Regions from separate parts of the Homo sapiens genome. Here region 2 is linked to region 1. Evidence: read pairs that join two places in POLR2A ChIA-PET (ENCODE). Cell type or tissue: PC-9. All regions are shown on one strand. Each heading gives the region's core, and the rest is flanking DNA. Links, peaks and the distances in the headings are about the cores only.

Region 1 (15,370 bases), core at 3,311-11,310:
TTAACAAAGAACAATACATTGTGGAGACATGACAAAGGAAAAAGGGGTTTGGGCTGGAAGGGGGATGGGAAAGTGACTAGGAAACATATCGGGGAAACTGATGGAAGAGAAGGGCAATTTTAATAAGGTTTGTACAGACTCATCTTGGCATTGACTCCCCATCCCTGGTGATAAGCATGTTCTCCTCTTCCTAGTAGAATGAGAGCACCTTTCTCAGGGGAAATTTACATACTGCTTTTAGGTAGAAAAGGGGAGGGCAGACAGCACTTCCTGTATCTGCCATTTCTCCATTGCCTTCAGCTCAAAATAACCAATTTGCCACAGTGGCATAGTTTGGAGCAATGCTCTGCTCCTCTTCAAACCTTTTCCTTATCTCATTCACCAGTCAGCCACCAAGTCCTGTTAACCTCTTCTCTTGCTCCAAACTGTCTACTTCTCTCCATCCCCACTGCCATGATCTAGTTTTGACCTCCATCATCTTTCTCTTAGTCTTGTGACTGGTCTCTCTGTCTCCAGTCATATCCTTTTTTCAGTTTATTTTCCATACTGTAGACAGAACTTTCTTTCTAAAACATGACAGTATCACGTTCCTGCTCAAAGCTGCCCATGCACTTTTCAGTTTTCTTAAAACAAAACTTAAACTCCTTGACATGTAATAAGGCCTGTGTGGCTGCACTTTTGTCTTGGCTCCAAGGCTTCTCAAGTGTGGGAGCCTGTGGAATCCTCAGCTTCCTCACCTGTGTGTGGGAACAGCAGTACCTTTCTCACAGAGTTGCCCATGGAATAAGTGGGGCAGTGCATGCAAAGTGCTTGGCATGGTGTCTGATAGTCAAGGCTGGGTGGCTGACGGTTTTCACCCTGGATCTTCAGAAATGGTCATGGCCCATCCCTCAGAAGACTGCTGAAAGGACTCCAGGAAAGATGATGACATATAGCTCTTGTTCCTCTCCTTAGGAAACCCCACTTTATGTCCAGTAAGAACTCTTCATGGTGAGGATTAAAGCTCATTTTTCTGTTTCCTATAGAAACAGCAAATGGGGTGTGGGTGGGTGCTAAGGTGGGTTTCTCCCTGAAAACCTGTCCAGCTGTCGTAGGGAGGGCTGCTGAGAGCGTGGGGCCCTGATGCACTATGAGGATCAGAGTACCTCCTACATGCCCTGGGGCCCACTGAGAGCTTCATCCTCCCCTGCTCACTCACGGGCTCTGCTCCAGCTCAGCTGCCATCCGGCTTCCTGCTCACAGCCTTGCATCTGTGTCCTTCTCTGCAGGCCAAACTGCACCTTTTCTTTCCTTCCTATCCTCTTCAGTTAATGAAACTGGACCCCAGCTGCTTCTCATCTCATCCCCCTAAACCAATCCTCCTGGAAAATCTCCTGTCTCCAGGGTAGTCTGTGCACCATAGTGCAATGATTTTTCTTCTTGGTCTGCTCTTGTGACTCCTGGAACCCTTCGCAGACCACAGCTGCAAACAAAATCCTCAACTTATAATCACAGAGTGCTACATAACAGTCATGGGAAATGTCTAGTTTAGGGATGGTGTGTGTCCTGGTATCTTTGCGTTTATATTCGGAAGGACTTGGGAGCTCTAAATATAGGGTTCCTGCAATGGTAAACACCATCAATAGTACTCATACCTATATTACCTTCAGGACTGTAGAACCTTGGAAATAATTACACTTATGATTTGTCTCAGCTGTTTAAGTCAATGCCTTTTATTTTTAGTTTTTCTGAAGACAAAGCTCTTATAAGAATCACAGATGAAAGATCAGGCACAAATCACATTTTCCCCCTTAATAACAAAATACAAATCCAATAATTTTAGAAAATCAGTTTTTAGTGACCCAGATGCCTGGAGAAAAGCTGCCAGGATTTTTCTGGTCTATCGCAGAATTTTCTACATCAATGAGAAGGATGCTGCATATCTTGGCTGTATTATTTCCTACTGTGAGAAAAGAGACTTAGTATATGGAACATGCTTTTTTCAGAAAATTGGCAGTAACTGACTTTGAAGGAAAGTTGGTTAAGTTGGACTTGCAGCTGGAACTTGGGAAGCACTGTCCCCTCCTTACCCCCGAGGAAGGAGACACAGAGGCACACTTCCAGTAAGTTCTTGGTTCAGTGGGTCACTCATGTCTTCAACAGCCAGATCTCATTGCGCCGTCCGTAGGGCTTCATGGGAGGGTCATAACCCGTGCAGAAGTAGATGTCCCCCCGGTAGGTGGCTGTGCCCTCCAGGGCAGCACGCAGACGGGTGGCTTGTGCTACGTAGTCTGCTTCCTTGGCATAACCACCAAACTGCCTGGGGGTTCAAGAGCAAGGGCTGGTTACGAAAGGACATGACCTCTGAGAGAGGGGGGATCTTTAGAAAAAAGTCACTCACCATGTTTATTATGACAAGCATGCTAGAGTGGTAAGACTGGGGACTGAGTCACCACTTCCTAGATGGGTTGATTTTACCTCTCTGAGCCTCAGTTTCCTCATCTGAAAAAGGAGATATATTTTCTTTTTCCTCTAGAGTTTTGAGTGTTAAAAGCAGTAATGGACGTGAAAAACTCTAATGCGGGGCCTGAAACAGTAGCTGAGTATAAACGTGAGCCTCCCTTTCTTTCCTGAAATACCCAAGGGGACAGCAGGTTTGCTTTCCCAAAGGCCAAGCCTTCACCCTTTTCTCTGGCTCCCTCTACTGCCCGGCTGTACCTCTTTTCTGCTGCTCTGTCACCACCTCTGGAAGGAGGAAGTCTACAGGGGACTTCGGGCAGAGCTGCAGTGAGTATGGTGGCTAATGCCCCTTCCACAGCAGAGCAGCTCTAGTGACTGAGTTCATCACAGCAGTGACTTGTAGCAGCTTCATTTAAAAACAGAGCTAGGCTAGCCTGGGCAACACAAGACCCTGTGTCAAAAAAAAAAAAAAAAAAAAAACAAACCAAAAACCAAAACTAAAAAAGTAAAAATCTCAGAGCTAACAAAGGCAAAGACCCAAGGAAGACTTGGGAGGGCCCCACACAAGCTTTAAACATGCCCCAAATAAAGAAATCACTTCTCATAAATCCTTTCTTCTGCTCAAATCATGAAAGCCTTCTTTTTCTAGTAAGGAAAGAGACTGTTCCTAAATCTGGTATTTCTTTTGATGGCAGAAATTGGGGACAGAGAAGCAATAAAGCCTTTCTTTTCAAGATTATTATTCTCTCCCTTACGTCATGTGCTTCTGTTCCAAAATTTGTCTTGTAGCCTAGCCTAAATATACCACTCTAAATCTGGGTTGCACTAAAATTTTTATTAGAGTCAAGTACATCCCGATTTCTAATGAGCTGTATGACTCAAAAGTCTGAATTTGCACCAGGCCAAGATTAGGCCAAATAATGCATTATTTTTGGTGGAGTCCTCTGAATCATGCTTTGCTCTTTTACAAGTGGTTAGTCATGCTGGACAAGCATTCAGCATGTGGATTGCAGCATCACTGATGTGAACACCCAGGATGTTTTCTGTAATGGATTGGTTGTTCCAATGTCTAGACAACAGCTACAGAACATGGATGAAACTGAGACCAATTTTGAATAGCAGAGGCTTGATTCTTCAAATATATTGAAGAGATTATAAGGGAGATGAAGAAAGTTGGGCTCTAGCTTCATTGAGGTTCAAATGAGAGGAAACTGGGTTAGTAGACAGACAATGAACATCCAGGAAAGACTTTTTTCAGGCAATAAGAGCCTGTAAGACACTGGAGTTTTTTATGAACCATGTCTTTAGTTGGAGAACCATTTGTCTGAAATGAATCAAGTGCTGGAGGTGGAAGCAGGTGTTGAGTGCTCTCTGCACCCCCTACTTGTGCTGTGACACTGAACTGTTCTCTAGGAAAAGGGACAATGTTGGCTCTTTAAATACTGATTTTGGAAAGCTCCAAAGGAGTGCTCCTCAAATGTCTTCCTTCATCAGTTAGAGGCAAAATGGCTAGTGTGTGCTCAAATCCTAGTGCTGCCCTTTCTAGGTCTTAAGCTAATTCTAAAATTTCTCAAATCTTCAGGTTTTTCACTGGTAAAATAGGGATAGTGATAACATCAATCTTCGAAGGCTACTGTAAAGATTAAAGGAGAAAAGACTATGCAAACTGCTCAGCGCAGAGCCTGTCACGTAGTAAGCTCACAACAAACAGTAGCTATTATTGTTACTTGGCAGTTTGCTCAGAAGAGCCTTTTAATTCCCTGACTCCAGGGTGAGGGACATGATGGTAATCTAACGAAATACCATGTAGCTGAGTGTTGTGGTGCATGCCTGTGGTCCCAGCTACTTGGGAGGCTGAGGCAGGAGGACTGATCAAGGCCAGGAGTTGAGGCTGCACTGTGCTATGATCACATCTGTGAATAGCCACTGCATTCCAGCCTGGACAACATAGTGAGATCCTGTCTCCAAAACAAAAACACAAAATACAACTAAAAAAAACCATAGTAATATTATGAACTGGCTCAATGAACAATTCTCACTTTCTCAATTAGGCCTATTCTTAAAATGCTTTGTTACCTTGTAAACCCCATTCTTTAACCCCATCCCAATCTTCTTCCTATGTTTTACTTTTTCTTTCTTTCTTTTTTAACAGCACTTATCACCTTTTAACATACTATATAATTTACTCATTAAGTTTATTGTTTATGGTTTGTGTCCTCTGATAGAATATAGGCTGCACAATGGCAGGATTTTTGTTATTTTTTGGTCACTGATGTACACTGAGCACCTAACACAGTGCCTGAATATGTTGGACCCCTTGGTTAAATGAACAATTCTGGGCTAAACAATGAAAGTGATGTCTTCAGCCTGACAGAGCTAAAGATGACAGCACTTAGGACCTAGTGAGTGAAGTGGTTACATAAGTTTCACTCACTCATTCACATAATAAACATCTGAGGGGACAGTGGTGGGAACTGAAACAGGAGAAGTGGATCCACTGCAGCCAGATGCGAAGGCCTTGAATGCCATGCTAAAGAGTTTGAACCTCATCCTATATGCACAGGTAGACCTACGAAAGGGTTTTTTTTTTTTTTTTTTTTTTTTTTTTTGAGACAGAGTCTCACTCTATTACCCAGGCTGAAGTGCAGTGGCGCAATCTCGGCTCATTGCAACCTCTGCCTCCCAGGTTCAAGTGATTCTCCTGCCTTAGCTTCCCGAGTAGCTGGGACTACAGGCACACGCCCAGCTAATTTTTGTATTTTTAGTACAGATGGGGTTTTGCCGTATTGGCCAGGCTGGTCTCAAACTCCTGACCTCAGGTGATCCACCCGCCTCAGCCTCCTAAAGTGCTGGGATTACAGGTGTGAGCCACCACGCCCGGCCTGGAAAGGGTTTTAAAGTAGAGGACTGGCACGATCCAATTGTGCTTTGGAAGGATCCCTCTGCTGGCAGTGGAGGGACAGGGGAAATGGCAAGGGGTTGAGAGATGTGGGGCCACCGGAGCCCAGGAACAGCCAAGTGTGAGATGATGAAGGTGGGAGAAAGGCAGATTTGAGAGGTACCTGTATGTGGAGGGAGGTAAGAGAGAGGAAGGAAGAGAGGATTCTCCAGGGCTTCCAGTTAAGCCTCTGGGTAGAAGAAGATGCCGCTAACCAGAATAGGGATTAAAGGCTGAAGAGTAACATTAGGCAGGAGGGGCAGCTGTAGGGGTGTTCATGATTTAGTTTGGGGGGCATATGAATATTAAGGGCCCTCTGTGAAATACATTCATGCAACAATTATTATCTAAATGTGTGTCTGACCATGTAAAAATCTCCTTAGACTTGGGACAGAACTGGAGTCAGAGATACCAATTTGGGAAGGAGAAGGATCTAGTGACAGAAACTTGGGAGTGCCCAGTGGGTAGGTACTGGCTATAATCATGGTAAGAAGTGACATGTGGTAGAGATGTTGTGCAAACAGCAGGCCAGAAGCTTGCTCCTTAGAATCCTAATATCTAAATGGTGGGTGAAGAAAGAGGACCGGTCAAAGGACAGTGAGAAGGGGCTGAGAAGCAGAAGGAAACCCAGCAGAGAGTGAGATGGAGAATGTCATCACTCAGGGAGTCCTAAAATTCACTCCGGGAAAACCCCCAATTCTTTACATTTATTCCCAGGCAGACTGAAATGCTGGTAATGCAGATAAAATTTTCCCTATTGCTTCATCGTAGAATCCTTTTACTGGAAAACAAACAAACTGGGTGGGCTATGGGAACAGATACATGAGTTCTCCTCTCTGCTAATTTAACCAACCACACTGACTCCCATCACAGAACTGCACAAACAAGCCAGAAACTGAACCCTACCCGGAATCCCCTGGTGTATGAAGGGAGCCTAGCTCTGGCTGACTCTGCTTGTGTTCACAGACACTTTGCCTCATTGGTTCGTGCCTCAGCTTCCAATCTGGACATGGAGCACAATAACAGTGGGCCCACTGCTCTCCGAATTCCTGCGCGCACTTGAAGGTGAGTTAAGAAATGCTCATAAAGTGCTTTGAGCCCCTAAAAGAAAGAAACGTGAAGTCTATACATTATCTTTGTAAGCCTGTGAATACGTCTTTATCTATAAACGCCTCATCTTGAAAGAAGCTCTCCTCCAGGGCAGTGTTTTATCTCACCCAATGTCAGAGCTCAGTATTCTGAATAAAGAATTTGGTTACCATGGGAACTGAGGAATCTCAAACATACACACACCCCTGATTCCAGAAACACAACAGGAGCTGACTCAAAAGGTCTGGAAGAGTTAGAAAGGGGAAAGATGACACAAGCAATAGTGAAGGCTAGTGGAGGGAAGTGGGGCTTTCGTCCAAGGAAGCAAAAAATCATAATGTGTTATTTTTTAGGGAGTGTCTGGTGCAGGCATGCAGGGAGGAAGAATGACTCTGAGCTTGACCATTCAACTTCGAAACTTTAACATCAATGGATCAGCACACACTGGTGTACGGTCTGCTATGCATGCAGCCCTGTGCTAGGCAAAAGAAGTATCAGACCAGGAACTGACAGCCTCACTGCAACAGGAAGAGAGGCTTCACACAATAAGCGTTTCATTCAACCAGGCTGGACCTGTGCTTATTGAGTTGAACATCACTGAGCACAAAATGCAAGCCAGACACCATAAGAGCTGTAAGGATGATAAAGATGTCTTTCTACCCTCGAGAGCTCTAAGTGTGGTCAGGAGAGAAACACATGCAAAGATTATGCTGGCTGGAAGGAAATGCTGGAATGAAGGTGGAAGGTACATCCAGAATGTTCTGGGGGTGAGGAATAGCGAATGATGGGTTCTGACTTAGAACATGAAGGGAAGGTATTAAGAAAGAGGTGATATTAAGCATTTATTGAGCATCTCTACTTTTTTTGTGTATGTGACCTTGTTTGGAAATACAATATCTCTTCTTGATGCTGGCAATGAATAGTATGACAACCTTCTGTCCTCACAGAGCTTCCAACAAACAGAGGCTGTGGAGGGTTGAGAGGAGCTGGGGACATATGAGCAAAGGTCTGGAAGTGGATGTTGTGTCTGGGGTGGGAGGCATGTTGGGTGGTGGTGGGTGGGACGCTCTGAGATCAGGTTGACATGGGAGTGGTGCTATGTGTGGAGGGTGGTCAGTGCCATCACAGGGCATTTTTACTAGGCTTTACTGCCTGGTCAAACATTTGGCACCCAAAGTTGATCCACCCTCTCCTAGTGGAAATGAAGCATCTCATTACTAACTGGGCTTTTGTTCAAACCCCAACATCTGGTTGGATGGGCCTGAGGCCCCCAACCAGAGCTGAGCAGCCTCTGGGGAGGCTCAGTTTCTGAGCAAAGACAGGCGATGTGATCAGTCCTGTGCCTTAGGCAGGTGGTGATAAAAGGACACTTTAGAAGGGTCAGAAATGGGAGAGCTGGAAGCCAATACCATGGCAATCATTTGTGCAAGAGATGATGAAGACCTGTGTAGATGGAAGGGAAGGAAGGGACAGCTGGGAGCTGACCAGGATGAGCCAATAATTAGATGCAGAAGTGAAGGAGTCAGAATGACATTGGAACAGGGTGGGTAGGAGGAGGGAGGGGACCATCACTAAGACAGAGAACACAGAAAGGGATCTGATTTTGCGTGGAAATCTGCGTTGTGTTTTGGACATGCTGATTTGGGAGATACTTGAGGTGGTGATGCCTCCTGGGAGCTGGAAATATAAGGCTGGTGCTTAGGAGAGAAGGCAGCATGAGACGTGTTGACCCGGGCATCATCTACAGAGAAACAGCCTGAAGCCCTTGCCTGGTGGGAGTTTATAAAAGACTTACGGGATAACTGACAGCTATCAGGGGGAGAGAAAATGGTGATTAATTAGGCTGAGACACAGAATCTTATCATTGGCAAGGCTTTTGGACATGAGGTGGCTTAAATATTAGAGATATTTAATAAATGTTTGTCAAATCAAACCAAACTTCCCACCTAGTGCAAATGTCACATGGCATAAGTGTCACCCATCTATCCAGATGGCACTTGAATTCTTCCAGGGGCAAGGACATTACCTCATGACGTCCATTTTACTGTTAGACACCTAAAATAGTTCCTGGTACAGAGTAAGTGAACAAGAAATCCACTATCTTTTGAATGAAGGAATGAACGAGTGGGTAAATCACATTGTCTCAGGCTCCATGCTGAGTCTGATGGGATGGCAAGACATTCAGGGGAGACAGACAGAGGTTAGGCTGGAAAGTTACCAACACACTGGTGACAGCTGAAGCTATGATGGGGACCAAGATCTTTATGGGACAGAGCAGAGAGAGAGAAGCACAGGAGAGGCAAGGATGAAGCTCTTTTGTTCATGTATCCATTCACCAACTTGTTTTTGTTTTTTATTTAGAGACGGGGTCTCATTATGTTGCCCAGGCTGGTCTCGAACTCCTAAGCTCAGGTGATCCACCTGCCTTGGCCTCCCAAAGTACTAGAATTACAGATGTCAGCCACTGTGATGGCCAATTCAACAGCTTCTTATTGAACACTTGTTATATTCTAGCCAAAGGCCCTGCCCTTGGGAAGCTTGCATTCTAGTGGGGAGAGGGCAATAAATAAATGAGCAGATAGAGATATATAATGCAATTGATTATAAGTGAAGCAAAGCAAAATAAAGCTGGATAAGAGGACAGAAAAGGACAGGGTGCTATTTTCAATAGAACGGCTGGACAAGGCCCCTTTTAATCAAAGTGAGGGGGCAAAGCAGGGTGCTAAGACTGAAAACCCTTGGTCCCAACTTCCTGTGGTTACAAACAGGGTTGAATTATCTAGGAACATGGGCAAACACTGGTCTGTAAATCTCCTAAGTGGTAATGTGGGAACCCCCTAAGAGTTTAGCAGTTGAGCTCTTTCTTCCAAACTTCTCTTTCTCTAGGCGGAACTTCCCAAGCTGCCAATGGCCTCCATTGGGGCCTGGTCATTTAGAGGGAAAAATGACATCAGCAACCTAGGTGCTGACAGCTGACAAAGTTCTTTCAAATGCACAATGAAACCGGCCTTTGCAATCATGCCTTAGAAATCTTATTTTATAGATGAGAAAACTGAGGCTCAGAAAGATTAAACAACTTGCTGCAAGTTACAAAATTCATAATTATTGGAGCTGAGGTTCTAACCCAAGTGTATCTGCAGTAACTTTGACTTTTTTATTGTTAATTCTAATAAAACTTGATCAAATTCTCAAAGGGAGGTGAAGTTAGGAGGAGGAGAATAGGCTAACATTTACTGAGTGTCTACCTCATGTCTAGGATTGAGTAGGTATTTACAGGTATTATCATATTTTATCCTCACAACACCATAAAAGCTAGGTACTCATGCCCATCTTACAGATGAGGAAACTGAGGTACAGTGAGGCTGGCAATATACCAAAGGTCCTATGGCCACTGAATGATGAACTGGGTTGGAGCATAGGTTACCCTGAAAATAAACTCCTGGTTTCCAACTTTTTCCTTTATATCTAGACATTTCATTTAAACCGTGAAAGTTTCATTAAGACCATCAAACTTCTCCTGCTGTTGGTCCCTATTGAGAACCTGGTGCTGAAATGAGCTGAAAAGGCCAAACTCTAACTTAAGTGCATAGAGAAAGGACAGTAGTCTGGAATGTTGCTGCTGGTCTAAGTGTGAGGATAATTCTATTGCCTCTTGTGAATACTAAACATATTCTGATAGTGCTATTTTTTTTCACAGCATTCTATTCATCTAAAAGCACCGGTAATTAACGATGCTAATAAATGTATAATCCCTTTGTAAACATCTCTTCACAAGGTCATAAAGAAGGAAGACTGAATGAAGGACGCCAGGCTTTCATTTTAGAATTAATTTTGTCATTGAATGCACTCACTGCATTATTTGATAGAGTACTTTTGCATTTGAAGTAGTACATTTGCCTTCTACCATCTCATTAACATTGCTTTCAACAGAATCAGAAATAACACAAACCACTGCAGGGTAATTTTGAATGCTCATTTGACTATGCAGTGACATCAAGTGGCGAGTTGAGGAATGATCATATGCTGTGTGAGAACTCCGTGTTAAAAATTCCATGGAGCCAGGCTAGACACCACATTTGGCACTTTCAGCTGTTTAGATTTCAGAGAATTAAAAGGAAATGGTCACCGACCTGCCTTTGATAGTACCCGTATACCCCTTCCCACCATAAGAAACCAGCGTTCCTTAGAGAAATGGCTAATTCTAGCTCTAGGGCAAGAAATGCTAAGATGTGCTCAAAACATCTCATTATACCAGCAAGCCAGGGAGCCATCAACGACTACTGGAGCTGTGTCAAAAGGACCAACAAACCAACTTGAAGAGGCTCCCGCTGGCCAACAGTGGGGCAATTAGAGCATCAATAAGAATAATATCTGTAACAAACTGAAACGTATCAAATATGTTTAAATTCATATGTTTATAATTACACTCAAAAAACGAAGATGCAGACCACTTTACCTTGAGGATGTTACAGAATGAAATTATCATTCTGAAAACTGGTAAATAAAGAGAAGGTATCAAGTAAGCATGTATCTGGCTTTTTCTATATGAAATAAAGGAAGCCAAATAGTAAACGAGGGGAAGTTTCTCTTTACTGAAATATTGCAGGTAATAAAAGAAGAAGGAGAAACAGAGAACATTATCGTTTTATGGCCTCTAATGGAACAAGACATCTAGGCAATGATGAACTATGGTCACCAACATCACTCAATCAGGGACAATCAGACACTGTGGGCCCCTGAAGGAAGTAAACACCACCACGTAGGAAATATTCTCACCAAAACTTCAAAAACTTGAATCTGATCTAGTCTTTAGTTTCAACTACTAATTTACAGGCAATACGGGGCTCAGAGGGATGTGGTAAAATGTCACGGAAATATAATCAGCAAAATCCAGTACAGATAATAAGAAGACAAATGATCCACAGATGGAAAGGAAGAATGTAAAGTTGTGTTGGTAAAGAAATTCACAGATTAATAAAAGCTTAAAAATGTACCATCAGCCAGGTGTGGTTGTGTGCAACTGTAGTACCAGCTACTTGAGAGGCTGAGGTGGGAGGATTACCTGAGCCCAGGAGTTTGAGGCTGCAGTGAGCTATGATCACACCACTGCACTGCAGCCTGGGCAACAGAGCAAGGCCTTGTCTCTTAACAACAACAACAAAAAGAAAGTACTACAAAATCTGACTTGGATCCAGATTCTAACAAAATATTAAAACAAATGATGGCCAGGCGTGGTGGCTCACGCCTGTAATCCCAGCACTTTGGGAGGCCGAGGCAGGTGGATCACAAGGTCAGGAGTTCAAGACCAGCCTGGCCAAGATGGTGAAACCCTGTCTCTACTAAAAAACTACAAATATTAGGCACAGTGGCAGGTTCCTGTACTCCCAGCTACTTGGGAGGCTGAGGCAGGAGAATTGCTTGAACCCAGGCAGCAGAGGTTGCAGTGAGCCAAGATCGCACCACTGCACTCCAGCCTGGGCAACAGAGAGAGACTCCGTTGGAAAAAAAAAAAAAGTAATGGGGGAAATCTGAGCATTGAATATTTTATATTATAAATTAATGAAGTACTATTGAAATTTCAGAAAAAAGGTATTGTGATTATATTTTAAAAAAATCTTCAGTAATTACCTGAAATATTTATGAATGAAATAATATAATGTCTGGAATTTGCCTAAAAATAATCCAGGGTAGGGCTGGGTGAATGCTGTGAAGATACACATGACACAGAATTGGCCTTGAGCTGATCGTTGCTGTAGGTAGGGGATGGGCACATATGATTTCATGATCTTATATGCTTCTACCTTTCTATAAGTTTGAAAATTCCCATACTAAAAAGTTAAAGACAAAAGAAAAAAAAATTATATCCACTCATTACTCAGGGTCTGGTAAAACAAATGATCAGAAACTAGCCCCATCTGCTTGAAGTCTTAATGTGAACTGATTCAATCATGTCTATCTCATTCCTTATGAAATAAGAATGAACAGACAGAAGGGGTAATTGCCAAAACCTGCTTCAGGTCATAAACATTAGGTAATACATAAATAGTATCTTAGTAAATACTGAAAGATATTTAACAATAATCCTATAAGGTTACATTACATGCACACACACACACATCATATATAGGAGGTTATATTATCAGCACTTAACAAATGCAAAAGCTAAGTCTTAAAGTGGCTAACTTCCCAAGCATCATTCTGCTAGTAAGCAGTAGAGCTGGAATTCAAATAAAATACAAGTTCATTTTATTATACCTGCTGCTTCCCAAACACAGGAAATAGAATGGAAAAGACAAGCAGACATCTAACCCAGGGCACAAGATTTAAGGAGGCGCTCACTCTCAGTCCCCATCCTGCACTTGGACAGCTGTGAGAGTGAGTGCTTCCTTAAATGCTGCACCCAAGGTGCATCTCCACCCTAGGAAAAGATATTGTTAAGTTAATTTGCTTTCTCCACACCCTCTGAAGGGAAGCTGGGAAGTCTGAATGAGGACTGCAGGACAAGCACAGGAGCTGAGGCTCCGGTGCTAGCTCCCAGCTGCATTACATTCACTGTCCTCTGGAGGGCCCTGCAGTCACCTGGCCTAGGACTACACACAGCGGTGAAACTCACATTCTCAGAACATTGACACAGCTCCGGGGAAAATGGTCCCACCATCAGGTTCAGGGTTGCAGCAGGGCAGCCAAGTTTGGAGGTCCCTGAAGTGGACCAATACTCAGTCCAGTGCAATATTATATGTATGTGAATTTTTCATGAGGTTGCTCCTGAGCGGAGCCAAACCACCTATGATTACTTCTGGTGAAGATCCTGGTCTTTCCCTGAGCCTGGTTTGGTGCCTGTCACATGGGAGTGTTTTAACAAATGTGAGGAGTCATCAATGATCTAGAAGACTTGGTTTCTGAGGGCAGTTTGGAGCACAAGGGATAGAAACTAGTAACCATTTGCACCTGCTATTCTCTACAGTCAAGGGAAAATGACCCCACATGAAGTCCTGGAAACAGGACCAGGATGACAAGAGAATAGATGTGTGCTCTGCTCAAAGGACTACCATCCAGGAACAACAAGGAGGATGGAAGCCCAGCTCTAGCAAATGCTCCCTGCTCTCTGGCATTCAAAGGGAGTGTGGGGTAGAAATCAGGTATTCCTCAGCCCTTTATGCTTCCCATGTGTCCACGAATCCAGACCATGGCTTGACTTAAGATATTTGCTGAGTCTCCTAGAACCCTGCTATGGCTAATGTAGACATTCACTGTAAGCTTAAGCAAAGCTTAAGCTCGTCCCATCAATTTGGCAACTGGCCAAGGCATTTATTCTGATAAAATGCAAATGTGTGTGTGCTGCAGCCTGAAGAAATTAAAATGAGAAACTGTTAGGATTCAGCATTTCCTACTTAAATTAATTCAGCAACCATAAAAATTTGACGCGAATGCTTGCCAGAGGTGATGCAAGGAGTGGTACGGGAATCAAGCGCCACCCATGGATGCCTGAAGGATTGTCTCCTTACATGGAATAGACAGTGATGCCTTCCCGTTCCTCAATCTTAACGCTTTTGTCACTGGGAGCTGGTGGGTCGCTTTGAAATTGGTTTGGAATCCGGAACCAGACTTTTAATTTCTTCTGCAGAGAGCCATCTTCATTGGGGAACACAGCAAAGGAAATAGGGACTGTCATCCCCATCCCAATTCCTGAAAACACAAAAGCACAGAGTGAGGCAGGGATCAGAGACAGAGCTTGCTCAGGGCTGTGGAAGACACATTAGTTCCATTCGTCTTTCAAAGTGGTATGTTTTTGTTCTTGAAATTAACAATGAACATTTCAAGTGTTAAAAATACAGAAATACATGAACACCTGTTATTTGTATACGCTGTTGGTAGGAGTATAGTGGTACAACTCTAAAAAATGATTTGGCAATATATATCAAGACTGTAGATTATCAGTCTCTTTCTCTCTCTCTCTCTCTCTCTTTCTCTCTCTCTCTCTCTCTCTCTTTCTTTCTTTCTTCCGACAGTCTTGCTCTGTTGCCCAGGCTGGAGTGCAGTGGCATGATCTCGGCTTACTGTAAACTCTGCCTCCTGGGTTCCTGGGTTCAAGCGATTCTTGTGCCTCAGCCTTCTGAGTAGATGGGATTACAGGTGTGCGCCACCACACCCAGCTTATTTTTGTATTTTTAGTAGAGATGGGGTTTTGCCATGTTGGCCAGGCTCGTCTTAAACTCCTACCTCAAGTGATTTGCCCATCTTGGCCTCCCAAAGTGCTGGGATTACAGGTGTGAGCCACCATGCCTAGCCAGTATTTAATTACTGCCTATTTAAAACATCAATCTAAAATATGGAAAAGGCTATAGGTAGTAAGATATTCATTACAGCAGAATTATAAATTCTGTTCAAAACAGGAATATGTCTGTGTAAATTACAGACACATGATACAATATAATGTAGCTAGGAATTATGCTTAAGAAGACTCTGGTACTAGTGGAAAATAATTATGAAATAATAACTAACAGAAGCAGGATATGTAATTATAGGAACACTAAGATTACATTAAAAAGCCCTAAAAAATACATTCAAAAGACAACATTGATTGTATTGAATGGGGGAATTAGGGAATACTGTTTTGTTATTTTAAAGGTTTTCTTTAGTGAGTTTTATAATTCTCATACATATTTTCATTTAAAAAAATGTTAAGACAGTGTTAAGAAGGAAAAGATTTCTTCCTGACCTCCTACAGGTTAACGTATCTTCCAAAGCCTGACTACTTTAGTCCTAGTAAATTTTTTTTTTAAAGCAAGTTTTTTAAGTAAGTAAAGGAATAAAAGAATGGTTACTCAATAGACAGAGCAGCTCCTAGTAAATGTTACTAAGGCTAACACACGTTTTTAGCTCTCTAAATTATCAGCTTGAGAA
Region 2 (15,370 bases), core at 6,211-14,210, 200 kb before region 1:
TCAGAACCAGATGCTCTGGATAAAGTAGACAGCATGCAAGAACAGGTAGGCAATGTAAGCAGAGAAATGGAAACTATAAAAAGAACCAAAAGAAATGTTAGAGAGGCCGGGGGCGGTGGCTCACGTCTGTAATCCCAGCACTTTGGGAGGCCGAGGCGGGCAGATCACGAAGTCAGTTCAAGACCAGCCTGACAAGCATGGTGAAACCTCGTCTGTACTAAAAATACAAAAATTAGCCGGGCATGGTGGCACATGCCTGTAACCCCAGCTACTCAGGAGGCTGAGGCAAGAGAATCGCTTGAACCCAGGAGGCAGAGGTTGCACTGAGCCGAAATCGTGCCTTTGCACTACAGCCTGGGTGACAGAGCGAGACTTCATCTCAAAAACAACAACAAAATGTTAGAGATAAAAAACACTGCAATAGAAATGAAAAATGTCTTTGACGTGCTTATTAGTATACTAAACATGCTGAGGAAAAAATCGCTGTTTGAGGATATCTCAAGAGAAACCTCCCAAACTGAAAAACAAAGAGAAAAAAAGACTGAAAAAAAAAAAAAAGCAACAACAGAAAAGAATATCCAGGAACTGTAGGACAACTACAAAAGGTATAAGTGTGTAATGAGAATACCAGAAGGAGAAGAAAGAGAATACAGAATAAATATTTGAAACAATAGTGATTGAGAATTTCCCCAAGCCAGTGTCAGACACCAAATCACAGATCCAGAAAGCTCAGAGAACACCAATAAGAATACATGTTAAAAAAAAAAAAAACTCTACACCTAGGTATATCATATTTACACTACAGAAAATTTAAGATAAAGAAAAAATCCATATAGAAACCAGAGGTTTAAAAAATCTTATAGAGAAGAAAAGAATTACATCCAACTTCTCCTCAGACAGTATGCAAGCAAGAAGAGAGTGGAGTCAAATATTTAATGTGTTGAGAGAAAAAAATCCCACCAACCTAGAATTCTGTACGCTGTGAAATCATCCTTTAAAAGTGGCACAGAAATAAAGGTCTTCTCAGACAAACAAAAATTGGGGGAATTTGTTGCCTTGCAAGAAATAGTAAAAGAATTTCCTTAGAAAAAAGAAAGAGTATATAGGTCAGAAACTCAGATATACATTAAGAAGGAAAGAACATCCGAGTCAGTGAAGATAAAATTTTAAAAACTTTATTTTTCTTATTTTTAATTGCTCTAACAGATAACATTTTTTTTTCAGAGCTTTGGGGGAATTTATTAGAGCAGATTTTGTGTATGAAAAAGGTGCTGGGCTTTTATCTACCATTAGCAGGTGTCATGCCTGGTGGCCCCCTTATGGCCATCAGTTTGTTGGCCAGACTGCAATGGCTACAATAGCCATAAGCAGCAACAAAATCATCATTATTATCCCACAAGAGGTTGACTTTCTGTCCACCATGTTCAAATGCCTGGTTTCAGTGCAAAGTTTTTCATCTGTGTTTTCCAGCAAATTGGCAGAGATGTTAATTATCTCATTTTGTCCATCCAATTCATTCCCAATTTCCTGCCCCATTTGTTTTTGGCAACTTATGATGGAGGAAATGGCATCGAGGCCTGTGTCCTGTTCTTTGATAATTTTCTGCTTGCTATTGTCAGAGTTCATTGAAACCCAAGCCTCTTGTCTCCTCTGGCTCCTCAAAGAGCCAAGGGTTGGGCACTTCCTAACAGATAACAGTTTGTTCAAAATAATAATAGCAATAATGTTCTAGATTATATATTGCATATATATAGCTATGTATATTTATGTATAAGTGAAACAAATGACCACAATGATACAAAAGATGTGAGAGAGAAATTAGGATTATTTCTTTATTATAAGGTACTCACACTAACTGTGAAGTGGTATGGCATATTCAAAAGTGACTCAGATTCATTGTAAATGTATATTGCAAACTCTGGGGCAATCATTTAAAAAGGTTAGAAAAAAAAGAAGCATAACTGATATGCTAAAAAATGAGAAAAAAATAATTTATATGAAACGCTCAATTGTAACAACAAAAGGCAAAAGAGAAAAAGAGTGAAAGATAAAAATAAGAACAAAGAACAAGAACAACAAATAGAAAACAATAAAAAATATAGTAGATGTTAACCAAACCGTATTAACAATCACTTTGAATGTCAGTGGTCTAAATTCACCAGTTAAAAGAAAGAGATTGTCAGACTGGATCAAAAAACAAGACCCAACTATATGTTGTATATAAGAAACCCACTTTAAATATAAAGACACATATAAACGGGTAGAGAAAGATACACCCTGACAACACTAATCAAAAGAAAGCAGAATTAGCTATGCTTATGTCAGACAGAACAGACTTCAGAGCAAGGAAAGTGGGAAGAAAGAGGGACATTACATAGTGATAAAGGGGTCAATTCTCCAAGAAGACATAACAATCCTTTACCCAGTGTATGCACCTAACAACGGAGTGTCAAAATTTGTGAAGCAAAAACTGACAGAACTGGAAGGATAAATAAATGAATCCACTATTATAACTGGAGACTTCAACATCCCTCTCTCAGGAACGGACAGATCCAGTAGGCAGAAAATCAGTAGGGCATAGTTGAACTCAACACCACCATCAATCAACTGGATGTAATTGACATCTATAGATGACTTTATTAAACAGTAGCAGGTTACATGTTCTTCTCAAAGTCATATAAAACATTTACCCACATAGACCACATTCTGGGCTATAAAATACAACTTAACAACATTTAAAAGAATGAAAATAATGTAATGTCTACTCTCAGACCACAATGAAATTAAACTAGATATTAATAACAGAAAGGTAGTTGGAAAATCCCAATATACTTGGAGATTGAACAATACAATTTTATTTGTTTATTCTTCTCAAGAGAAAATTAAAATATTTTAAACTAAATGAAAATGAAAGCCAGGCATGGTGGTGCACTCCTGTAGTGCTACTCGAGAGGCTGAGGTGGGAGGATCACTTGAGCCCAGGAGTTCGAGGTTATAGTAAGTTATGATCGCACCACTGCACTCCAGCCTGAGCATCAGAGTGATATCCTGTCTCTAAAAAAGAAAAAAAAATTATATGAAAAACACAACTTACCAAATTTGTGGGATGCAGTAAAAGCAGTGCTTACAGGGAAATTTTTGTAGCATTGAATGCGTATATTTGAAAAGAAGAAAGATCTAAAAATCAATAATCTAAGCTTCCACCTTAGGAATCTAGAAAAAGAAGAACAAATTAAGTCTAAACTAAGTAGAAGTGGCCAGTTATGGTGTCTCACACCTGTAATCCCAGCACTTTGGGAGGGTGAAGTGGGAAGATTGCTTGAGGCCAGGAGTTCAAGAACCAGGGTGGGCAACATAGTGAGACTTAGTCTCTACAAATAAATTAAAAAATTAACCAGGCATGATGGTGTATGCCTGTAGTCCAGCTACCTAGGAGGCTGAAGTGGGAGAATCACTTGAACCCAAGAGTTTGAGGTTACAGTGAGCTATGATTGCATCACTGTACTCCAGCCTAGGTGACAGACCGTGTCTGTTAAATAAATAAATGAAAAGTAGGAGAAAAGATTATAAAAATCAGAGGAGAAATCAATGAAATTAAAAATAGGAAATCAAAATCTGGTTCTTTGAAATGATTAATAAAATCAATGAACCTCTTCCCGACTTAATACTTCCTATAAAGCTACAATAATCAAGACAGTGTGGTATTGGTGAAAGACTAGAAAAACAGACCGATAGAATAGAATGGAGAGCCCCAAAGTGAACCCACATAAATATAGACAATTGACCTTTGACAAAGGAGCAAAAGCAAGACAATGGCGCAAAGATAGTCTTTCAACAAATGGTGCTGGAAACCTGACATCCACATGCAGAAAAAAATGAGTCTAGACACAGATCTTACACTCTTCACAAAAATCAACCTAAAATGGGTCACAGACCTAAGAGTAAAACATAAAACTATAAAATTCCTAGAAGATAACAGGAAAAAAATCTAGATGACCCTGGACTTGGTGATTACTTTTCAGATACAACATCAAAGGCACAATCCATGAAAGAAAGAATTGGTAAACTGGACTTTATTAAAATTAAAAAATGTTACTCTGCAAAAGACACTGTGAATTGAATGAAAAGGCAAGCCACAGACTGGAAGAAAATATTTGCAAAAGACATATTTGATAAAGGACTGTTATCCAAAATATACAAAGAACTCTTAAAACTCAACAATAAGAAGAAAAAGAACCTGGACGGGTGTGGTGGCTCATACCTGTAATCCTAGCACTTTGGGAGGCCGAAGAGGGTGAATCACTTTGGGTCAGGAGTTTGAGACCAGCCTGGCCAACATGGTGAAACCCCGTCTCTACCAAAAACTACAAAAATTATCTGGGTATGGTGGTGTGTGCTTGTAATCCCAGCTACTCGGGAGGCTGAGGCAGGAGAATGGCTTGAACCCAGAAGGCAGAGGTTGCAGTGAGCTAAGATCACACTGCTGCACTCTGGCCTGGGTGACACAGCGAGACTCTAACTCCAAAAAAAAAAAAAAAAAAAAAAAAAAAAGAAAGAAAAGAAAAGTAAAGAAAAGAAAAGAAAGAAAACAAGGAACCTGAACAAAAAATGGGCCAATGACCTTAACAGGCACCTCACCAAAGAAGATATTGGTGGTAAATAAATATATGAAAAGACGTCCCAAATCATATGTCATCAGGGAATGCAAATCACAACAGCAATGAGGTACCATTACATATTGATTAGAATGGCCAAAATCTAGAACTGACGATACTAAATTCCCTGATGAGGATGTGGAGCAGCAGAAACTCTCCTTCATTTCTGGTGGGAATTTGAAATGGTATGATGAGTTTGGAAGACAGTTTGGCAGTTTCTTACAAAACTAAACATACTCTCGTCATAAGATCCAGCAGTCATGTGCCTTGGTATTTACCCAAAGGAATTGAAAACTTATGTCCACACAAAAAGCTACACACAGATGCTTACCACAGCTTTATTTGTGATTGCCAAACATCAGAAGCAACCAAGATGTTCTTCAGTAGCTGAGTGAATAAATGGTGGCATATCCAGACAATGGGACATTATTCAGTGCCAAAGAGAGATGAGCTATCAAGTCACGAAAAGATGTGGAGGAAATTTAAGTGCATGTCTGTAAATGAAAGAAGCCAATCTGAAAAGGCTACATGCTGTGATTCCAACTAATGACATTCTGGAAAAGATAAAACTATGAAGACAGTGATCAAAGATCAGTGGTTGCCAGGGGTTAGGAGGGAGGGAGGGATGAACAGGCGAGGTGCAGAGGATTTCCAGGGCAGGTAAACTACTCTGTATGAGACAGTAATGGTGGATACATGTCATTAAACATTTTTCAAACCCACAGAGCGTACAATACCAATAAGGAACCCTAATGTAAACTGCAGACTTTGGGCCAATGTAGGTTCATGAATTGTAACATAGGTACTGCTCTGTGGGCACTGGCAATAATGGGAGAAGTTATGCATGTGTGAGGGCAGGGAGCACGGGGTGTCTCTGTATGTTCCACTCAATTTTGTTGCAAATCTAAAACTGCTCTAAAAAATAGTCTAACAAAGCAAGTTTGGAGAGGAAAATAGATTACATAAAATCATTTTCTTACCTAATTCAAGAGCAAATAGAGTTGAAAACTCACCATAGAAACTACATTTTTTAAAAAACGATTGGGTACAATGGCTTATGCCTGTAATCCCAGCACTTTTGGAGACCAAGGCGAGAGGATTGCTTGAGACCAGGAGTTCATGACCAGCTTAGGCAACATAGTGAGACTTCATTACTACAAAATTTTCTTTCTTTAATTAGCTGGGTGTGGGGGTGTGCACCTGCAGTCCCAGCTACCCAGGAGGCTGAGGTGAGAGGATTGCTTGAGCCTAGGAGTTCAAAGTTACAGTGAGCTATGATCATGCCACTGCACTCCAGCTTGGGTGACAGGGTGAGACCCAGTCTCAAAAAAAAAAAAAAAAAAAAAAACACAACAAACAAACAAAACTAAATTAATAAAAGCAAATAAGGAGAATAATAATGACCAACTTTCAGGGTGTTAGAAGATACACCCCTTGCTTCATCATATTGCTTAATGTGAACCGACTGAATTCTACTAAAAATAGACTTTAAACAAAGTTAGAAAAGAAAACAAGTATCCAACATTCTCTCACCTATAACAGGCATATTACAAATTAAACCATTCAAATAGTCTAAAAGCTAAGGGAAAGCTTAAGATTTATGATGCCTCTGTAGATACAAAACAAGCAGGTGTTATAATCCAGGCTGCAATACTGTTGTAGATGTCTGAGAACTCGGAAGATAATGACTAAGCCTGAGAAAGGGCCAGACAAAGGTAATTGTTTCCCAGTATCCTGGAAGATAAGAGAATCTTTATGGCTACTGGAGGGATGTGGACTCAGCTGCAGTCTTTCTGGCACCAGAAGAAAAGGCATGTGGTAAACTAGATATTTCGTAATAGGGCCCATGGGGCAAACGATTCTATATTAATGATATAGTGTAGGTTTCACCCACAGGATCCCAGGTGTTCTGTGCAGGTGCGCACACCTGTGGAGGAGGAAGCGGAGCAAACTTTAAACTGCACACATTAGGAAGCCTGGGACAGTTAAAGAGTTCCCAGCATCAGATATGTCCAAAAGAAAAGCAAGTAAGATTAGCAAAGATACATGCCTTTTTCCCTCAGCAAAAAGCAATGAAGGTTGAGTCTCCCTTTAAAAATAAAAAATCGGATTATGAAGCAGTAACATTCAAAATCATATTATATTGAATTAAAAACAGGTAAACTGTTTAGTGGAATAGATTTCCTAGAAGTAGATATTAACAATGGTAACAAATCAATATAAGACTAGCCAGCAATAACACATCTATAGAAAAGTGTATTTTTTAAATAAAAAATGATCAAAATTATATTCATCTGAAGAAGAATTAGCACCCGCTATGCACTGTATATAATAAACTCCAGGTGGGTCAAATTAGGCTAAAATGTTTATTGTGGATATTTTCTTTTTAGTTTTATCTAACCATCAGTTTCCCTTTCCCTGACATAGCAATCCCATTGTAATTTCCTAGTGTGAAACTTCTCCCTGAGTATATATGTAATGTGGGTGGGAAGGTCAAGTTCTTTTACCATCTCCCACTTGAAAGCTGAAGGCCATTCACCCCTCTTCTCCCTGCCCAGTGCAGACAGTAGATGGGCACTTGACCTAAGCTCAGCCAACCCAGTGGTCACTCCTGGAACTTTGATTCTTAAACTGATACAAGGACAAAAGGAAAGAGTGGTTGGTCAGTTTCATCACACAGGCTGTTCCAATTACAAAACGACTGATGTCCTTTCAGTTTCTTGGTTCTTTAGAACTCCATGGTCCTTTCCCATGTTCAAGTATGTGTTCCCTCAGTCTCATAGCAATAATTCGCTTATATTAGCCAGAGCGAGATTTTTACTACAAGTTGAGTATTCCTTAACCAAAAGGTTTGGGACTAGAAGTGATTTGGATTTCAATTTTGGCAGGATTTTAGAATATTTGCATTATATGTTTACCAATTGAGCATCCCTAATTAAAAAATCTGAAATCCGAAATGTTCCAGTGAGCATTTCCTTTGAGCATCACTCTAAAATCCAAAACTTACTGAGCACCAGTGTGACGCTCAAAGGAAATGCTCACTGCAGCATTTCAGATTTCAGATTTTTGCATTAGGGAAATTCAACGTCTCAACCTGTGTATCCAGATGGAGACGGCAATTCCAAAGAACAAACTGAAGAGGAAGAGGGTATAGGAGGTGGATGATGGTGTCACAGTTCACCTGGAAATATCTTCTCTACAAGGAAAGGTGTTTTTTTTTTTTTTTTTTTTTTTTTTTTTTTTTTTTGTTGTTGTTGTTTTTTGAGACAGGGTCTCACTCTATCACCCAGGCTGGAATGCAGTGGTGCAGTCTCGGCTCACTGCAACCTCTGCCTCCTGGGGCTGAAGCGATCCTCCCACCTCAGGCTCCTGAATAGCTGGGACCACAGGGGTGCACAACCACACCTGGCTATTTTTTTTATTTTTTATTTTTTTGTGGAGACAAGGTTTTGCCATGTTCCCCAGGCTGGTCTTAAACTGAGCTCAAGCAGTCCGCCAGCCTTGGACTCCCAAAGTGCTGGGATTACAGGTGTGAGCCACTGTACTTGGCCAGGAAAGCATCCTGACAATGATCTGATGGTTTACATTTCTTCTGCTTGCTTCTCCCTGTGGGAGGCATATACCTCTCTATCTTTTTGCTTATTTTATTTTACATTTTTGAGACAGGGTCTCAGTCTGTTGCCCAGGCTGGAGTGCAATGGTGTGACCATGGCTCACTGCAGCCTCGCCCTCCTAGGCTCAAGCACTCCTCCCACCTCAGCCTCCCAAGTAGCTGAAACTACAGGTGCACACCTCCTCGTGTGGCTAATTTTTAATTTCTTTTTTTTTTTATAGAGATGGGTTCTCACTGTGTTGCCCAGGCTGATCTCAAACTCCTGGGCTCAAGCAATCCTCCTGCCTCGGCCCCCCAAAGTGCTGGGATTACAGGAGCCAGCCAGTGTGCCTAGCTCCTACCCCTTTAATGTTGGGTTGGCCACAACTTGATTGGCCAATAGAATGCCAGTGGATGTGATGGCTACCCTGTCTGAGCAGCCTTAGGAATGATTAGTCAATTTTGCTTCCAAAACATATTCTGTACTTTATCCACTCCATTGCATCCTACCAACATTAGCCAAATCTGAGATAATCTCTGTCAACTACTTCAATAACCTTCTAACTGTCTCCTGGCTTTAGTTGTGTACCTCTGAGAACCATCCTTCACACAACTGTCACACAACAATGTCAAATTAACCTTGTAAGGCCACAGATGAAAGCCTTCAATGGCTCCCTCTTTCCCACATGGCACTGGAAAGCTGTCATGACTTGTCTTCTACCTACCCCTTAAGCCTCATCCTTTGGCCTTCCCTGCTTCCCACTTTATGTTCAGCAACACTAAACACCCTGGACACTCCTCCATTCCTTTGTCCATTCTGTTCCTTTGTCCAGACTGCCCTCCTCTCTCTCCTAATTTTTGTCCAAATAACTTCTGTTTGACTCTCAAGATTCAGCTCAATATCAGTGCTCCCAGAAAGTCTTCCCTAGTACTTCCTGGGCATGTATTTGCCCTGTGCTTTCTTGGTACCAGCACACACCCCGGCACTTCCCCACCTTAAATTTAAATGATATATTCTGTCTTTTTCTCTTCCAATAGATTTGCCGTCTCCTGGAGGGCAGGGACTATATCTTATTTAGCTTTTGGTCCCCAGACTCTAGCCTGATGTCTGGCACACAGTAGGTGTTCAATACACATTAGTGGAGCTGAAATCGAACAAATTAAACATTAATATAAGCAAATTCTGAAAGCCTTCTGCCTCTATTCTTACAAAAGCTGGTGGCATTATAAATGGGTTCTTCTGGAAAGCAATATAGCACTATATAACAAAAACGATGAAGATGGTCATTCTCCTTGACTTGGTATTTTCCCGTTTGTGAATACTCCTCAAAGAAATAATCCAAAGGAAAAAAAATGTACACAGATGTCCTGGCAACTCTAGTTATAACAGTGAAAAACCTGGAAGCAATCCAAGTGTCTAACAGGGAAATGACTAAGCAAACAATGGGATTATTACATAGCTATTAAAAAATGACAGAGGTGAGGACTATGTCAACATAGACAAGTGTGTATCTATCTGCAGGAACGTTAAGTAGAAAAAAGAACACAGGCTAGTGTTTAAACACTAGTGATTAAGGATGTGTGTGTACATTAACAAAGATTGGAGGCTAATTTGGAGGAATGAAAATGGCTGGAGTGCAGTACTTGTTGAGTCTTTATTTTCCTGTGCAGTTCCATGAATTTTTGACAATAATACTTGAGATTCCATGCAATATAGATATCCTAGAGGTCTTCTGCAGAATAAGTATTCTAAGTTATACCAAGCTGTATAGTCCAAGAGAAAATTTTATGTTAAATTCTTATAAAATTGTTATAAAATAATGATATTTCTTTAAGTGAACAAAGCATTTTTCTTTAGTTAAATTCAACAAGCAACTATGAGAGCTTGACTATGTTCTAGAGCACTTACATTCTGGGGAAATTCAAAGAAATCATGGGCAAAAATCCTCAGGTGAATATGTGTTATTATTTTAATTTGCTTTTTTTTTTTTTGAGACAATGTCTGGCTCTATTGCCCAGGCTGGAGTGCAGTGGTGTGATCTCGGCTCACTGCAGCCTCACCTCCCAGGCTCAAACCATCCTCCCAGCTTAGCCTCCCAAGTACCAAGTAGCTGGGACTACAGGCACACACCACCGAGGCGCCTGCCTCAGCCTCCCGAAGTGCTGGGATTACAGGCATAAGCCACTGTGCCTGGCCGAATTTATTTTTATTTTGGTGAATGTACATATTAGAACAGATGACAAAGGAAAGTCTGCAAGACCTTTGGACTAAACCTCACATTTACAAGTTGTCTCAATTTTATTTTTTATTTCAATTTTATTTATTTATTTATTTTGATACAGAGTCTGGCTCTGCCACCCAGGCTGGAGTGCAGTGGAGCAATCTTGGCTCACTGCAACCTCTGCCTCCGGGGCTCAAGCGATCCTCCCACCTCCACCTTCCCAGTAGCTGGGACTGCAGGCACAGGCCACCACACACAGCTAATTTTTGTAGTTTTTGTAGAGATGGGGTTTTGCCATGTTGCCCAGGCTGGTATTGTATTCCTGGGCTCAAGTGATTCTTCCACCTCAGCCTCCCAAAGTGCTGGGATTGCAGGGTCACCATGCCCGGCCTGAATTTTATATTTTTGATGTCTCCAAAAGAGGTCCTATATTTAGTCACTGAGATATACAGTTAAGTATTAAAAGGAAAAAGTCATCATCACATAACTTTAAACTTGTGCCACTTTTCCACTTGGTGCACTATGAATTAATATTTTATAAATCCTGTGACTATATTGTGAATAGCAAAATACTGACATAAGATATATTACATTGCAATTAAAAGAAATAAGCCACAATTTTTTATATTCCATTATAGAATTTCTTCATTTTTAAAAATCAACTGAGAGGCTAGGCACTGTGGCTCACACCTATAATTCCAGCACTTTGGGAGGCCGAGGCGTGTGGATCACCTGAGGTCAGGAGTTCAAGACCAGCCTGGCCAACATGATGAAACCCCGTCTCTACTAAAAATACAAAAAATTAGCCAGGGGTGGTGGCAGGCACTTGTAATCCCAGCTACTTGGGAGGCTGAGACAGGAGAATTGCTTGAACCTGGGAGGCGGAGGTTGCAGTAGGCTGAGATCGCGTCATTGCCTAGGCAACAAGAGCGAAACTCCGTCTCAAAAAAATAAAAAATAAAATAACTGAGAGTCTCAAAAAATGGAGGTGGCCCAGTCCTCTGAAAGGCCTTGAGCGTAATTATCACTTTATCTTTTTTTTTTTTTTTTTTTGAGACGGAGTCTCGCTCTGTCGCCCAGGCTGGAGTGCAGTGGCATGATCTCTGCTCACTGCAAGCTCCACCTCCCGAGTTCACGCCATTCTCCTGCCTCAGCCTCCCGAATAGCTGGGACTACAGGCGCCTGCCACCATGCCCGGCTAATTTTTTGTATTTTTGGTAGAGACGGGGTTTCACCATGTTAGCCAGAATGGTCTCGACCTCCTGACCTCATGATCTGCCTGCCTCGGCCTCCCAAAGTGCTGGGATTACAGGCGTGAGCCACCGCGCCCGGCATACTTTATCTTTAAAATGTAATAGTTTTAAGTAGGGGCCTAAAGCAAATGGGTTGTTGATAACTGTATAAACACCTCCTAACATAGTCCTTTCCGCTAGACTTACTGTTTCTGCTGCCATGTAACTGGTGGTCAGAAAACTACCAGTTCTGGCTGGCCATGGTGGCTCACGCCTGTAATCCTAGCACTTTGGGAGGCCGAGGTGGGCAGATCACCTGAGGTCAGGAGTTTGAGACCAGTTTGGCCAACAATGTGAAACCCCATCTATACTAAAGATACAAAAATTAGCTGGGCATGGTGGTGCGTGCCTGTAATCCCAGCTACTTGGGAGGCTGAGGCAGGAGAATCGTTTGAACCTGGAAGGCGGAGGCTGCAGTGAGCCGAGATCGCACCACTGCACTCCAGCCTGGGCAACAGAGCAAGACTCCGTCTCAAACAAACAAACAAACAAACAAACAAACAAACAAACACTACCAGTTCCTAGAGCAGTGGTTCACAAACCTGGCTGCAGGTAGGAATCACCTGTATTCTCCCAGATCCCACTCCAGACCTCTTGAATTAGACTCTCCAGGGCTGGGGCCTGAAGATTCCTATGCTTAAAAAGCTCTTTCTCGTCCTTCCTACACTGAATTTCCTCATGGTTCGAGGACTCAGAATTCAAACTAGTACAGCTAATGCCGCGGTTCAGCTGCATCAAGAGTTTAACACAGTGACAACTTGTCTCTACAAAAAGTCAAAAAATAAGGCAGGAGGATTGCTTGATCTCAGGAGGTCAAGGCTGCGGTGAGGCGTGATGGTGCCATTGCACTCCCACTTGAGTGACAGAGTGAGACCCTGCCTCAACAAAACAAAACAAAACAAAAAAAGAGTTGAACAGATCTGAAGGCTAGTTTGAAGGCCAACTACCATTTTCAGTGTAGTCTCTCTAGGGTGATGTGTTGGAAGTGCCCAACAAACAATTTAAAAGAGAAGTCTGAGGATGTGGTCCACAGATTTTTTTTTGTGGAAACTGACCACACAGAACTTTTGAACAAAATGCCTTCATTTGTTCCTAAAATTTGTTATTGTGTCTTTACTATATGAAATTAAACAAATGCTGGCTGGGCATGGTGGCTCATGCCTGTAATCCCAGCACTTTGGGAGGCTGGGGCAGGTGGATCACCCGGGGTCAGGAGTTCGAGACCAGCCTGTCCAACATGGCGAAACCCCGTCTCTACTAAAAATACAAAAATTAGCCAGGTGTAGTGGTGCACGCCTGTAATCCCAGCTTCTCGGGAGGCTGAGGCAGGAGAATTGCTTGAATCTGGGAGGCGGAGATTGCAGTGAGCTGAGATCATGCCACTGTACTCTAGCCTGGGCGACAGACTGAGACGCCGTCTCAAAAATAAATAAATAAATAAAAGTAAACAAATGCTGAATTGAATCGCTAAGTTCAAGTGTCAGTTCTTATAAACAAGGTGAAGTACCAGTTGGGTTTTTTGTTTGTTTGTTTGTTTGTTTTTGGAGACAGAGTTTTACTCCGTTACCCAGGCTGGAGTGCAGCGGTGTGATCTCGGCTCACTGCAACTGCTGCCTCCCAGGTTCAAGTGATCCTCCTGCCTCAGTCTCCTGAGTAGCTGGGACTACAGGAGCACGCCACCACACACAGCTGTTTTTTTTGTATTTTTAGTAGAGACGGGGTCTTACCATGTTGGTCAGGCTGGTCTCGAACTCCTGACCTCAGGTGATCCACCAGCCTTAGCCTCCCAAAGTGCTGGGATTACAGGGGTGAGCCACTGCACCCGGCCCCAGTTGGTTTTTTTTTGTTTTTTTTTTTTTTGCTTTTTTTTTGAGACAAGGTCTCTATCATCCAGGCTGTGTTGCAGTGGTACCATTATAGCTCACTGCAGCCTTGACCTCCTGGGTGCAAGTGATCCTCCTGCCTCAGCGTCCTGAATAGCTAGGACTACAGGTGTGAGTCACTATGCCCGGCCAATTTTTAAATTTTTTGTAAAGATGGGGTCTCATTATGTCAACCAGGCTGGTCTCGAACTCCTGACTTCAAGCGACCCTCCCTCCTCTGCCTCCCAAAGTGCTGGGATTATAGGCATGGGCCACCATGACTGGCCAAAGTACCAGGTTTTTATGGGCAGTAAAACTTTAGCCCAAACTGTCAATTAACTCAATTTTTTTTGCCTCCATAAAGAGGCAAATACAAAGAAAATGGGCTTTCAACACAGAGAAAAACAAATTCCAAGATATGGGCTGAGGTCAGTATACACGCTGTCTATTTTCCTCTACCTTCTGGTTCTTCATCCCACCTCTGTACTATGATATTGATGCTCTGAGGAAGACCCTGTATCCCAGCAATATTCCTCATCTATAAAATAAAGATTTAATTGTGTTCCTCTAAACCCAAAACACACAGGATGATGTCCAGGGAAGTTAGAGGAACATGTGTCAGCTGAAGAATCAGTGGTATGTTCCCTCTTGTCTACCTCCCCAATTCGCGCTGGCCCACATCCCATTTGGAGTGACCATGTCTATGGAGATAGAGGAGGATATTCTTCCACTTCTAACCTCAAAAGGACACACTGGAGGCATCTAGATTGAGGTTACAGCTATCCTTTGAGGAGCTGTAACAAGAATATTTGGAAGTGGACCAAATCTAGAATAATCAAGTTTGAAAGGACTATGGTTGTCCTTTCTGTTGCTACTGTTGTTATACTGTGTTGATAAATACAAAGTATAGTCATAAAGGTGGGGGATTTAATCATGTTCCAGAATGATACGGCTGTTAAGGCTTTCCAGGTAAGCCAGAGAGTTGAGATAATCCTTATTCAAGTGAGAAACGAATTTGGCCCTCCTTATCTGGAGGAGAGGGTTAGAAGGACGATGGATGGATTTGGGGACATGTAGTAGGACTGAATTCCTAGGCTGAGCTCCAACCACCTCTGAATGCCCCAGAGATATCTATGTTCCATCTGGTCTGGTCTGCAGCAAGTCCACAGAAGCTACATTCACTTTTCTGTGCTGAATTATCAAAATAATTGCCCTTCAGCCCATGCCTCATGACCCTGTAGACAGAATCCACTCATTTCCCTATCACATGGGCTACAATTGCTACTTCAAATGAAAACCTGGGAAGCCAATGCCCTATTGTGGTTGAAAGTGTACAATTAGCTCCTCATGCAGCCTGACCCCACTGATTTTTCTGATGCATGTGACCTGGAGTGTGCCCTTTCTGAGACCGCCAATGTCTTCTCCACAGCTGGAGATGCCCAAAACTGCACGCAGCACTTCCTGTGGGTGTGGCCTTGCATTCTTAGGACTGCAGGGTACCCGCTGCATGCCAAATGATCCCAGGCTCCAGCCACTCACAGATTCACAACGCTTTTAAAAATACAGCAGTGGAGTATGAGCGGCTATGTCAGATATGAGGGTTTTCCACCCCCTCCCTTTTCTTTTAAAATATGATTTTGTAATGGTGGCCTCAAGAAACACTATAATTGGTCAGCCTGGGGTGCGTTTGAAGGCCTTCTCTATCGCGTCATTAGCTATTCTCAGGAAAGGCAGGGTATCCCACTGG

What was found. Peaks named below come from ENCODE experiments on the same cell type or tissue, not always from the same donor. Only the 100,000 strongest peaks of a DNase experiment are listed, where the experiment ranks them.
Region 2: POLR2A ChIA-PET joins it to region 1 with 10 read pairs; 7 of 35 experiments call an interaction of 5 or more read pairs at or near these places.

What each region holds. Positions count from the first base shown.
Region 1 is chr12:12,973,181-12,988,550 of GRCh38, forward strand. It overlaps HEBP1 (heme binding protein 1), which reads right to left. Exons shown (of 4, transcript NM_015987.5): 3 at 13,972-14,152; 4 at 1,690-2,299. The coding sequence ends at 2,128. It overlaps GPRC5D-AS1 (GPRC5D and HEBP1 antisense RNA 1), which reads left to right. Exons shown (of 3, transcript NR_149067.1): 2 at 6,344-6,442. Among named protein-coding and RNA genes, the nearest start is that of HEBP1, 19 kb to the right of the region's middle. In PC-9, for the core only: CTCF peaks have their summits at 10,478 (motif pointing left) and 10,677; DNase peaks (open chromatin) are centred at 3,391 and 6,761; H3K27ac peaks cover 1,796 bases.
Region 2 is chr12:12,770,024-12,785,393 of GRCh38, forward strand. It overlaps a transcript of APOLD1 not described here and the pseudogene STX8P1. Among named protein-coding and RNA genes, the nearest start is that of APOLD1, 8.0 kb to the right of the region's middle. In PC-9, for the core only: no CTCF peak of the experiment used is centred there; DNase peaks (open chromatin) are centred at 6,458 and 9,708; H3K27ac peaks cover 1,482 bases.